Linked DNA regions of Homo sapiens: region 2 is linked to region 1. Evidence: chromatin contacts called from ENCODE Hi-C or POLR2A ChIA-PET data. All regions are on one chromosome and are shown on one strand. Each heading gives the region's core, a stretch centred on a gene start or an enhancer-like site at or near the end of the contact. The rest is flanking DNA. Distances are from core to core; before and after follow the strand shown.

Region 1 (6,004 bases), core at 1,992-4,491:
TTTGATACTATGAACATTATGAGTTTGATGGGTAGGAATTATTATTCCCCTTTTCCAAACAAGGAAATCAGGTTATGTGATTTTTTTTCAAAGATCACACAAACTAGTAAAAGGCAAAGCCAGGATTAGAACTCACTAATCTTTTTATCATGTTGGCTTTTATAAGGACCTTTTAAATGGATATTTCTGGGCAGCAAGTATTCTAACATCAATGGCACTGAATTACCATTATTATTTTAGAGAAAGTCTTCTCTCATTCATTATAAATTTCTGTAATAGCCAACAATTATTTAGCAACTAATATGTACCTCATATTATACAGTGTACGTATATACTAGTACCTCATACTATGTAGCATATGTACTTCTGCTATATACATAACAATTCATAAGATTGGTAACTCTCATTATCCCTGTTTTACAAATACAAAAACTGAAAGCTAGTGAGTAGTGAAGCCAATATTTGAAACAAAGCAGTTTGCCTCCAGGACCTATGCTCTTAAACACTGTGTTATACTACCTCTTAGCAAACAGTACTACAAGCTTTTAAAAAATATATATTTTAAAAAGTGTTCATTGTTGTACTTAACTTTTTTTTTTTTTGAGACAGGGTCTCACTCTGTCTCCCAGGTTGGAGGGCAGTGGCACAATCATGGCTCACTGCAGCCTCGGCCTCCCCAGGTTCAGGCCATCCTCAAGCCTCCCGAGTAGCTGAAACTAAAGGCACGCACCACCATGCCCCAGCTAATTTTTGCATTTTTTGTAGAGACAGAGTTTTGCCACTTTGCCCAGGCTGGTCTCCAATTCTTGGACTCAAGTGATCCGCCTGCCTTGGTCTCCCAAAGTACTGAAATTACAGGTGTGAGTCACCATGCCCGGCCAGTACTGCAAACTTTCACTGCCTTTCAAACTTCCATTGATTCTCAAGCAGTGCATCTCAACATGTTATATGTAAAAAAAAAAAAAAGACAAAACAAAAAAACTTTGCCCCCTCAAAATTTGATGTGCTATACTGAATAGAAATAGTTTCTGAGGAGGTTTCTACTCTCACAGGCAGAACTGGCTACATATTTAGTAGAGCCCAGTGCAAAAGAAATATATGGGGTCCCTTGTTAAGAAGTTATGAAACATTTTAATTAAGAATGTGACAGTAGAGCATTAACTCAACTGTGTGATCTTTTTTGAGTGTGAAGCACTGTGAGACTACACAGTAGCATACCATGAAACCCACCCTGCTCACAGGGTCATAATTCTGAATCCAGCCTTGTTCCCGTGCAGCTATCATTTTGCAGACCTGCATAAAGCTTTGTAGCAGAAATACTCGTGACCTTTTAGTAAGTCTTTCCCAGTAACACTCTAGTATCTCAACTGAGAGCATTCGGAGGAAACAGGAAGTAGGACTTGGGAGGGAAACAAGGCTACCAGGCTACAGTCTAGATGACGTGTTCTATGAAAAAGGAGAAGCATAGACCAATTTTTGTCTTAGCAGCCAGAGTGAGATGGTAGTCAGGAAGTGGGACGAAGAAAGAGGAAGCTCTCGGGAACTCCCACCACCCCACAAAGGGGGAATTACTCTTTTCTTCCATCAGAATGGTGGCAGAAACCTGTGAAATACATCCATTTGTCTTTGTTTCTTGGAAGGGGTTCATGTTAATTTATGTCTAAAATTAACAAGCCTGGCATTGGTTATTCAAATGCTTTTTGCCCTTTTAAAAATATAGACAAAAATAATGTTTTAACCTTTCTTCCTTCTAAAAGTAGAAAAGAATTGCATTACTGAAAAATACCTGTTATTAATTCTTAGACTTTGTTGTGCACAAGGGTATTGTCATTCAATTCTGTAGGCAGTCAAGAATCAGAGTCGGTGCTTTTAGAATCCAAGTACATAGGCTTAAGCTCTGGTCCCTCCCGTTATTGATTCTGCAATCTTGAGAAAGTTAATTGACCTCTCTGAACCTTAGCTTTTTAATCTGCAAAATGAGAAAAATCTTAAATAATAACAACCTCAGAGGATTACTATATGCATTTGATGCATAAAGGTACTTAGTGTAATACCTGCCTGCCACATCACAAGAACTCAACAAATTATAGATATTTTTATTTCATGTAAATGCACATGTTTGTATACATAAATATTCATACATGTATAAATATATTTTACACATGTATATAAAGTGTGTAATATAGACACATATGTATGTATATATGTATGTGTATATATACATACATATATTTTGAGTTCCTGAGTTTTTAAGCTGTCAGATATTGGTGAGGAGAAATGCTTAGTTAGGAGGATGCCTGTAACAGAGCTTCTTTTTGGGCTTCTGCCTGTCATTGCTAACTCAATATTCAACTTACATAGCATTTAAATTGAATTACTGCTGCCTGCACAATTATGGGCTTTCTTAGTATAATCCCTATGCTTCACATCAAGAAGACTGAGTGTTTACTTGAATCTAAACCTAATATAATGCTTGGAAAAAGCCAGGTGTGCTTCCTGTCTGAAATGGTGGTAATGTACTTCCAGATGTTTTTCAGAGCATTGATTGGGATATATAAATTGCCATCTATTAAGGTTATTTTACTTAGCATCTCTCTCCCTAATCCCTAGCTATCTGATGTATCTTTTATGTGTTTCTTGATTTTAAGCACAGAAAATAAAATGGAAAATAACTTGAAGCTCTAGTATCTTTTTGCTAGTACACCAACATAGCATATATCCAGGTTTCCCTTTAAAATTTCAGTTTTATAGTTCCCTCAAAGTTATTGAAAACAGAGGTTTCGTTATTATATTCTCAATACAGAATTCACTAAGAAAATTAATTTTAAAAAAGAAGAAAAGCAGAGGCAACTGTATTCCCAATATAAGCAGTATTTACCACTTCTTATTGTGTAAATATGCAAATAAAATGAAAATAAGGAATGCTTCTCTGTTGCTTTGGTAGTGGATAAAATAAGTTCAACAGTGTTTTTCTAAAAATCTATTTGGTAAATGTGTTTCCTGTGAAATGAGTTACTTGTTTTTTGTCATTCAATTGCAAAACTGCATGTGAAAATAAAATAAATGTGAATGTGAAAATAAAAGCCTCACAAAAATTCCTCTGCATGAACATCTCTGACTGGGAGGTTTGACTGAATAAATTATTCCTGGGCTTTTGAATTATTAATCTTGGCTGCAGGATATGCAAATAGGATATGCAAATAGGACACTGTAATAACCATGTCCAGTGGCACAACACTGGGTCAGAAGCTATATCCAGCTGCTGGCAGAGTTCCTGTCAAGGGATCAAGTCTTCCAACAGAATGGTAAGCTACATGGCAAATTGTGCCTCTCAGTGTATAAAGTAAGGCCAGATTTCCTTCTAAAGGTGACCTGTGAGCAATTAAGGTTTTCAGTATTAAGTGTTTAAATTAATTCTTTATAAATAGATGTAAAACAGCAAAATAATTGAAAAAAAAAAGTCATTTTTATCTCTACGTTTATTTTTCAACAAATTAACTGTCTTCTTTTAGTTGTCAAATACTAATTTTATTTTATGTAAAAGGATTTATTATATTTGCTAACATCTCAACAACTTATATTTCAACAAAATAGTAATTGGATTTACCTAAATAAATATAACTACTTATGGGGAAAAATTAAAGTTCCTAAATGATTTGAAACAATCATGTATTTGATACATACACACACACACACACACACACACACACACACATATACATACATATATATATATATATATATATTTTTTTTTTTTTTTTTTTTTTTTAAGACAGAGTTTCACTCTTGTCACCCAGGCTAGAGTGTCTGAGTGCCAGAGTGACACATTTACAGCATGTGTTGGCTCACTGCAACCTCCGCCTCTGGGGTTCAAGCAATTCTCCTGCCTCAGCCTGCAGAGTAGCTAGGATTACAAGCGCCCACCACCACGCCCGGCTATTTTTTTTGGATTTTTTAGTAGAGATGGAGTTTCACCATGTTGGTCAGGTTGGTCTCAAACTCCTGACCTCAGGTGATCCACTCATCTCGGCCTCTCCAAGTGTTGGGATTCCAGGCATGAGCCACTGTGCTGGGGCATAATATTTTTATGTTTAGAAAATAATGTATTTGGGGGAATTTTCAGGCATCCTAAAAATTAAATTTAACATTTATGTGTGTAAAAATGATATTACCCAATAATTAATTTACTTAGGAAAAATGAAAAATTGCAGAAACCATTTCTATTCTACCTTCCATAACTTTTCAAAATGTGTGTGGTATTCTTAAAGAAGTTAATACACAATTTGTGCCATACTATTACTTTTTAATACCTTAATTTCTGGTGTAATGTATGGAATACATAAAAATAAAGTTACAAATGTTAAATTATTATATCTTTTCAGTGTGAATATATATTTTTGCTCAAATTATTTAGTAATCAAAAAAGTAATTTGTTAAAAAAAATTCTCATGTTACCATGTAAATTTGCCTTAAGGTAGCACTTAAAAGTAAACATTTTACAAATGTTATTTGTTTAATTGTGATGACTATAAAAACAAACAATTAAAAAGCTAAGAAACTATCACATATATATTTTAAAGTAAATTTCAAAAATGCAGATTTTCAAAAGGCTGAATATATTTAAAGTAAAAAACATTTTCAAGTTAAGTATTATTGGTCTGCTTATGTGAGTAAATTAGATATTGCTTCTAGTTCAATAATTCTAACAGTTTTAGATATATTTTTGGACTGGAAACTAAAGATTTCACTTTAATTTCTGCTCTTAAAAAATACCTATTCAAAATAATTCATCCAAATCAGTTACAATTTATTTATCACTATTTCCATTTCCTAAAAATTAAGAATATAGCCACTAGATAGCAGAAGAGAGAATATGAATTTTTCATGAGGGAATTTTCTCTTTAATTGGGAGTTTTGCTTAAAGGAGCAACTTACTTCATATGTTTATAGAATTGCGATGCCACACTAAAAACATACCCAACTATAAACATATCCAATTTGAAATATAGTATCTTCAAAATTTTGTATCCTAGTGAAGTTAAATTGGTCTGCAAATATTGCACAGCTCATATTTATAAAATCATAATCTATTAGAATTATGAACTTAGAAAAAATGAAACAAATGTATCAAAAAATTATAAAACATCATAAAAAAATCTCATTTTTATGAATAAAAATTCAGGTAAATATTAAAATGTAAAAGGGTACCCAAATATTAGGAGTGGTCTGTTTACAGACCATTTTTATTTCTTATTTTTGCCTATTTGATTTTATGAGTGTTACACCTTAACAATAATTTTACACATACATTTTTAAAAAGTTGTTTCAAAAAAATGAAGAAACAACTGTATGAGAAGAAAGACAAATATGATAATTTAGTCATTCATTTCTCTTATTTCAGCTCTACTCCTTCCCTACTACTCCTTCAATCCCCGACCTTCTGGGCTACTATAAAGCAGAATGCTCCTTGACTTTCATGTGACCCGTCACCTGCCTGAGTGATAGTTGCAGGAAATCAGGCTCTAGTTGCACAAGTCTTTGTGGCTATATTTTCCTTCCATTGCAGTCAAATCTTTCTGCTGTGCACAATACATAAGCTATTAACATTACCAGTGGTGACTAGGCAGAAAGATAAACGTTATGACCAGAAAAAAAGGAAATGCAAAAGTGAAACAAATTTCTTGTGTCAAGGAAACTTTCTATACCTTAATTTTCATTTGAATTTGTGCACCAGCTTTTTGAGTACCCACAAAATAACAAGAGCTCAGAAATAAGGCCTGAGAAGGTCCAACATTTAAAACTTGGGCAAAGAAGGATTAAGCCACAAAAGAGCATGAAAATGGAGAAAGGAGGAAAACAAGGAGATTGTTGTGTCATAGAAGATAGGAAGAGAGTGCTTCCAGAAAGTGTGGACTTAAAAGCTACTGAGAATAAATAATAATAGTAAAAACTGACCATTGAGCTAAAAAAAATAAAGTTTGTTAATATGTTAAAGCCTATTGAC
Region 2 (6,004 bases), core at 1,277-3,776, 1.1 Mb before region 1:
AGTCTCATTGCAGCCCAAGAATATAATCTGCTCAGATTCAGATTTGATTTTCCTTTTTACAAGACTGCTTCAAACCAACCAGGGAACTATTGGGGAAAAAACCCTGATGGCTTCATAGTTGATGGTGGTGATGGGTACATCTATAACACAAAGGACAGTGTCTGTCTGTCATGTAAATTTTTATATATATATACACACACACACACATGCATGAGGCAGGGATCCAACTTCATTCTTTTGCATGTGAATATCCAGTTGTCCCATTTGTTGAAACAATTATTCTTTCTCCATTGAATTATCTTGACACTCTTGTCTAAAAAAGGGAAGATTTTAAATTAGATTTGTGTGACCAGATTTGCTTCTTTCATAACTTATTTTGGTGGAAACATTGAGAATTCTAGTCAACATCTATTCAGCTCCAGGGTAGAAAATCCATTCAAACTGGCTCAAGTTTGAATAACGGGGGCTCCTACTGCCTAGACTGTGGTCTTGAATCATTGTTTCACACTAAAGAAATCAAGGTTCCTTGAAGACATCGTTGATTACATGTTGAGTGCAGGAAAAGAACAAGATGAGCCTGGAACATCAGAGGCTATTTGTGATCATGTCAAAAGCACTCAGGAACCAAGCTGAATATGCATTTGTCAGGCCAAGATGGAATGATATGAGTATCAACAAGGATAATAATGGCAATGAATTGAAATACATAAAAAAGTTAAAATCCATGAATTCATAATGATATTCTTTTTTTTAAGAGACATAATGATTTTTAGTTTTTGAGACAGGGTCTTGCTCTGTCATCCAGGCTGGAGTGCAGTGGTGTGATCTCGGCTCACTGCAACCTCTGTCTCCCAGGTTCAAATGATTCTCCTGCCTCAGCCTCCCAAGTAGCTGGGACTACAGGCATGCACCACCACACCTGGCTAACTTTTGTATTTTTAGTGGAGACGAGGTTTCACCATTTTGGCCAGGCTGGTCTCGAACTCCTGACCTCAGATGATCTGCCTGCCTTGGCCTCCCAAAGTGCTGGGATTACAGGCATGAGCCACCATGCCTGGCCTGCCTGATATATTTTTAAAATGTTACTTCATTGGTTTTATTTTTGGAGGATGCTAGAAAACTACCTCATTGTTTTGAAAACTGATAAAGGAAAATAATCAGGCATTTATGTTATCTTTCCCTTGTAAAATGTACCTTACGGTAAACCAATAGTTGAAAAGAGGAAGTTTGTCACTATAGAAGTTTTCCAGTTCATAAAAAAGGAATGATTTGAAAGATCATTCTGTAATGCCTCACAAGTGAATATGAGCCATCAATGGCCGATAATATCACTAAAAGAGACAGACAGAGTTAGAGGAAGAGAGCAACAGCCATTGTCCTTTGTGTTATAGACATACACATCACTACCATCACCTATGAAGCAGTCTTCTTTTTTTTCCTCCCCAACAGTTCCCTGGTTGGTTTGAAGCAGTCTTATAAAAAGAAAAATCAAATCTGAATCTGATAAAATGATATTCTGGGGTTGCAATGAGACTATAGGAAACTCTGCTATAGGAACCCTGGGTTTTTCAATAAATAACTTCAAGAAAGGAGAAGAGATGGAGGGAGAATCTGTAGATTAAAAAAGACATAAGCATTTTATCAGTAGCAATGTAAGGATCTTATATATGTATCCCAGTTCAAACAGACTGTATATCAACCAGAGAAATGTGACCTCTGACTGGATATTTGATTATATTAAAATTTATAATTTTTATAGATATAAAAACAGTATTGTGAGTATGTTTCAAAGTCCTAATCTTTAGATATTCTATACTGAAACATATACAGATGAAATGATATGATGCCTGGGATTTGATTCAAAGAAATCCACACGTGGATGTAGGTGAGGGTATAGATGCAGGACAGCTGGCCAAGAGTTGATAATGGTTGAAGTTGGTGATAACACATCGAATTCGTTATATTATTCTCCTTCCTTTTGAAAATTTACTAATAAAATGTTTTTTTAAAAGTTATACATCTTGGCTGGGTGCAGTGGTTCACGCCTGTAATCTCAGCAGTTTGGGAGGCTGAGGCGGGTGGATTGCTTGAGGTCAGGAGTTCAAGATCACCCTGGCCAACATGGTGAAACCCTGTATTTACTAAAAATACAAAAATTAGCCGGGCATGGTGGCAGGTGCCTGTAATTCCAGCTACTCGGAGGCTGAGGCAGGAGAATCGCTTGAACCCGGGAGGCGGAGGTTGCAGTGAGCTAAGATGGCACCACTGCACCCCAGCCTGGGCAACAGAGAGAGACTCCATCTCAAAAAAAAAAAAAAAGTTATACATCTTGACAGCAATAATCATAAAATTAAGCAAAATTAGAAGGAGGGAGAAACTTTGTGTGTTACTTTCTTCAATTTTGGTGGTGGGAGTGAATAAATATGGTCTAAAATTGAAAAAAAAAGTGATAAGAAGAATTAATTGTGAAGGCACAGCAGGCTGTCTCCAAGATGCCTCAAAGCAGGAAATGGAGTGTTTCTGGGCTCCCTGGGGAGGGATTAGGACCTGGCAGGGTGGGCGGCAGTGGCTGCTCCCTCCACCCCTAGGGGCCTCTTGCTATCAAGGCTTTTCCTTTGCTAGTGTGCTGACTTTCCAGGGCTGTGTGACTCTGGTGCACACCACTGACTGTCTTTGACTCTCTCAAGAGAATCTGACTGGTGGCTGCTCAGCCAATGAACCGCTGGCCTGGGTAAGGTCTTATCAGCTGTGGCCTGCATTACAAGTTTGTGGGTGTGTGAATTAGTGGGGGGTTTGCATGGGGTGTTCCAGGAACTATGGGCAGGGCAAATTCTCTAGAAGAAGTAGTTTTTATTGTGGACAGGGTTCGTCCTGAAATTTAGCTAGTATGAGGATGGGTTAAAGGATAGATTAGAATTAGGGACCAGACAAGACACTGCTGAACTTTGATATTCACTCGGCACGTTCTACGTGTCTGACCTTGTGTGGGTGTCAGGAACGCGGGAACAAAGGAAGTGTGAGAGAAGAATAGCCCTGAGAAGTGGATGGGAGGTGGACAAGGCTGGACTTAGGCATTGAGTGGTTTGGTCTTGATCCAGGAGAGGCTGATCTCTTGGCACATCCTCCTAACTACCTCAGCCTTGCAAAAACCTACCCAACACCCAAGGCCCAATGCACGCGCTGCTTTCTCCCGGAAGCCTTTTCCAATCCTCTTTTGAACTCCATAGCAATTTGTACGTCCTTGTCTTAACTTGCTTTGCAAACATAGTTGATGTAGTTGTGGTTGCATATTTCATGCTACTGTAAGTTGCCTCTTTGTTTGATGCTTTCAGACTTCTGCTAGACTGTAAAGTCCATATCTGAGTCACTTTTGCAGGCAGCAGGGCTGTTGGAAGGGCTACATTCCTGAGTGTAAATCCCATTTTCACTGCTTACAAGCTGTGTGACTTTGGGCAAGTTACTTAGCCTCTCTGAGCCCCCACCTTCTTGTTTGTTAATGGGAGTGATAATACCCACCTCAAGGTGTTTTGTTTTGAAAATTAAACCATATCAAGGATATAAAGTACAGGACCAAGCACAGGGCAGTTGATTGGTGTGTATTGAATTGAGGAGGAATAACTCGGATCTTGAGGGATGAGCAGCATTAGCATAGTGGGCGAGATAAGGGAAAGGGAAGGGCATGCTCCAAGCTGTTCTCTTCAGTCCCTCCAGGGGAGGGGGCAGCGTGCGGGGCCACACTCTGGACAGGGCAGCTACTCCTCACATTGTCAGCAGAAGCCACTGCAGTTCTAGGACTCAGGCAGCCACACTCTTGTCCAGTGTAATGGAAACTGCCTTCTGAGCTGCATGCACCCTTACTTGATATCAATGTACCAGGGACTCGGATCTGTAACTAGAACAGCACTTACAGCTTGTCTCTCAGGGAAATGGTGTTGGATGGTCCTCAGGAATATTTCTTCCAGGTTTTCATGGAACCTAGAAAAACACCACAGCTTGCTAAGGTGTAAACCTCTCAGATGCCTGGGATGTTCTAGACTGAGCTGCAGCCAGTGCCTTTCTCCTGTTCAGGGCTGGATATGCACAGACGCCCTCACCAGGGCCTTCTAAACATAATTTGCTTCAACCCTTGCTTGTTGGCACAATTTTTTTCCCACCTCTCTCTATTTCAATAATGGCTGCTTCCTGACCATCTCTACTGCATAAGTAAGTAATCTGCCCTGGAAACTTGTCTTTCTGATTACTTTGCCCCCGCTGTGATTGCCTCCTTCTCCACATCATCCATTTCGCTCTCTCTTTTGGATCCTTCCCATTGGCACAGTGCCATGCTCTAGTGGCTCCAATTTTTAAAACACAAAAAAATCTTTCATTGATCCCACTATTCTCCTGCAGCAACTGCTTCATTTCTCTACGTCTTCTCTGCGGAACTTCTTAAAAGCCTTGTCTATAGCAACTTGTCTATAGCTCTATAGCTATAGCTCCTGCCTCCTCTCCTCACCCATGCCCTGTTCTCTCCCTCACCTGCTCTCCTCTGGGCTTCTGTCTTCTCCACTCCATGAGACTGCTCTTGACATCTTGCCATGACCTCGATTGTCTTCTCAGTGGCTAACTCCTCTGTTCTACTTGAGCCAGATTTTTTTCCTGGGGTTCTGTGATGCCGTACTGTCTAGGAGTTCCCCTCATCTTGATGGCCACTTCTTCTATCCACCCTCATTTCCAGGCTCTGGCTCCTCATGTGACCTCTAAAAGGTTGGCAGTCCCAGGAGATAGGCCTGAGTCCCACCCTCTTTTCTGCCTGTATGCACCTCCCTCCATTGCCCAAACCCCGGGGTCTTCTCACTTCCACCCCACAGCTTAAACACCATACATATAGTGATGGTGCACACATTTTGGTATTTCCATCCTGGCCTTTCCTCAGAGCTCCAAGCTCATACAAACAACTGTCTGGTTGATGTCTTCAGCCATGTGTCTCTCTAGATTTCTGCCCTATGCTGGCTCCTTCACTAGTCTCTGCCCCAATACATGGAACTTCTTACCCATTTACTCAGGATGAGAGCCTAGGAGTGATCATCCTTGATTCTCTCTTTTCCTTATTCCTATAATCATCACCCCTCTCCCACCCATCCAACTTTTTAGCAACTCCTGTTAACTCTACCTTGAAAACATAGCCCAAATATGCCCATTTCTGTTAATCTCTACCTTTGCTCACTCTGTCCAAGCCATAATTATCTTTCACTGGGTGAAATGCAATAGCTTCCAAAATGCTTCCATTCCTGCCCTTTATAATCATTGTTTTTGTTGTTTTGTTTTGTTTTAATTGAACAGCTACAGCTCTTTTTAAAAACCCGAATCCCATCATCCATGCTCCTTGAAACTTTCCAGTGGCCTCCCATTGTACCTGGAAAGAAAGCCAGACCCCTAGCTGGCCTCACAGGGCAAGGCTCTAGCTCCTTACCTGCCTCACCTCAAAGCATTTTCCCTGCTGGTTCTGCCTCAGGCCTCTGCACTTGCTGTTCCTTTCTTGCTGCAATGCTTCCCTCCAGGTGGTTTTTACATTCACTTGCATTCCTCAGCCTTCCCTGGTTATTCAATCTACAGTATTGGCAGGTGACATCACTTGTCTCAGCGGCTGTATGAGAAATACAAGAGAAAATGAGGCAGTGAGGTTGGACTGGGTCAGAGGTTCTCAACCCTGACTGTGTGCTGGTCCCTTCTGGGAAGCTTTAAAAAGCACACAGAAGCTCAGCCTTACTGCCAAGAATTCTAACTTAGGTCCTGGCATTCTTTAAAGTTCCCCACATGATTCCAAAGGACGTGTGGGGTGATAACCTTTGATCCAACCAGTGCTTCCCAAACTTGAACATGCATCCACATCACCTGCATACTGTGTTAAAATGCGGATTCTGGTCAGGAGGTCTGGGGTGGAGGCTGAGATGCTGCATTTCTGACAAGTTCCCAGGTGATGCTGATGCCGCTGGTGCACGGACCACACTTTAACTAGTGAGGG

The links. A loop is a pair of places that touch in the nucleus more often than their neighbours do. ChIA-PET counts read pairs that join two places held with the same protein, here RNA polymerase II (POLR2A).
Region 2: a map with no recorded cell type shows a loop between it and region 1 (4-fold over the local background). The contact joins the enhancer-like site here to the promoter of SUCNR1 in region 1. A Hi-C loop is called at or near these places in 1 of 37 single-sample maps with no recorded cell type. POLR2A ChIA-PET finds 5 or more read pairs at or near these places in 1 of 52 experiments (Panc1).

What each region holds. Positions count from the first base shown.
Region 1 is chr3:151,870,402-151,876,405 of GRCh38, forward strand. It overlaps SUCNR1 (succinate receptor 1), which reads left to right and starts at 3,242. Exons shown (of 3, transcript NM_033050.6): 1 at 3,242-3,305. The region is part of intron 1 of AADACL2-AS1 (AADACL2 antisense RNA 1); the gene reads right to left.
Region 2 is chr3:150,730,890-150,736,893 of GRCh38, forward strand. It overlaps LOC101928105 (a long non-coding RNA gene), which reads right to left. Exons shown (of 3, transcript NR_121657.1): 2 at 5,453-5,626; 3 at 3,582-3,975. Among named protein-coding and RNA genes, the nearest start is that of SIAH2-AS1, 28 kb to the right of the region's middle. RefSeq lists a cis regulatory region at 2,417-3,108. Within about 2 kb of position 2,527, at least 4 of the 41 ENCODE cell types and tissues checked have a DNase peak (open chromatin) inside an H3K27ac peak, as active enhancers do.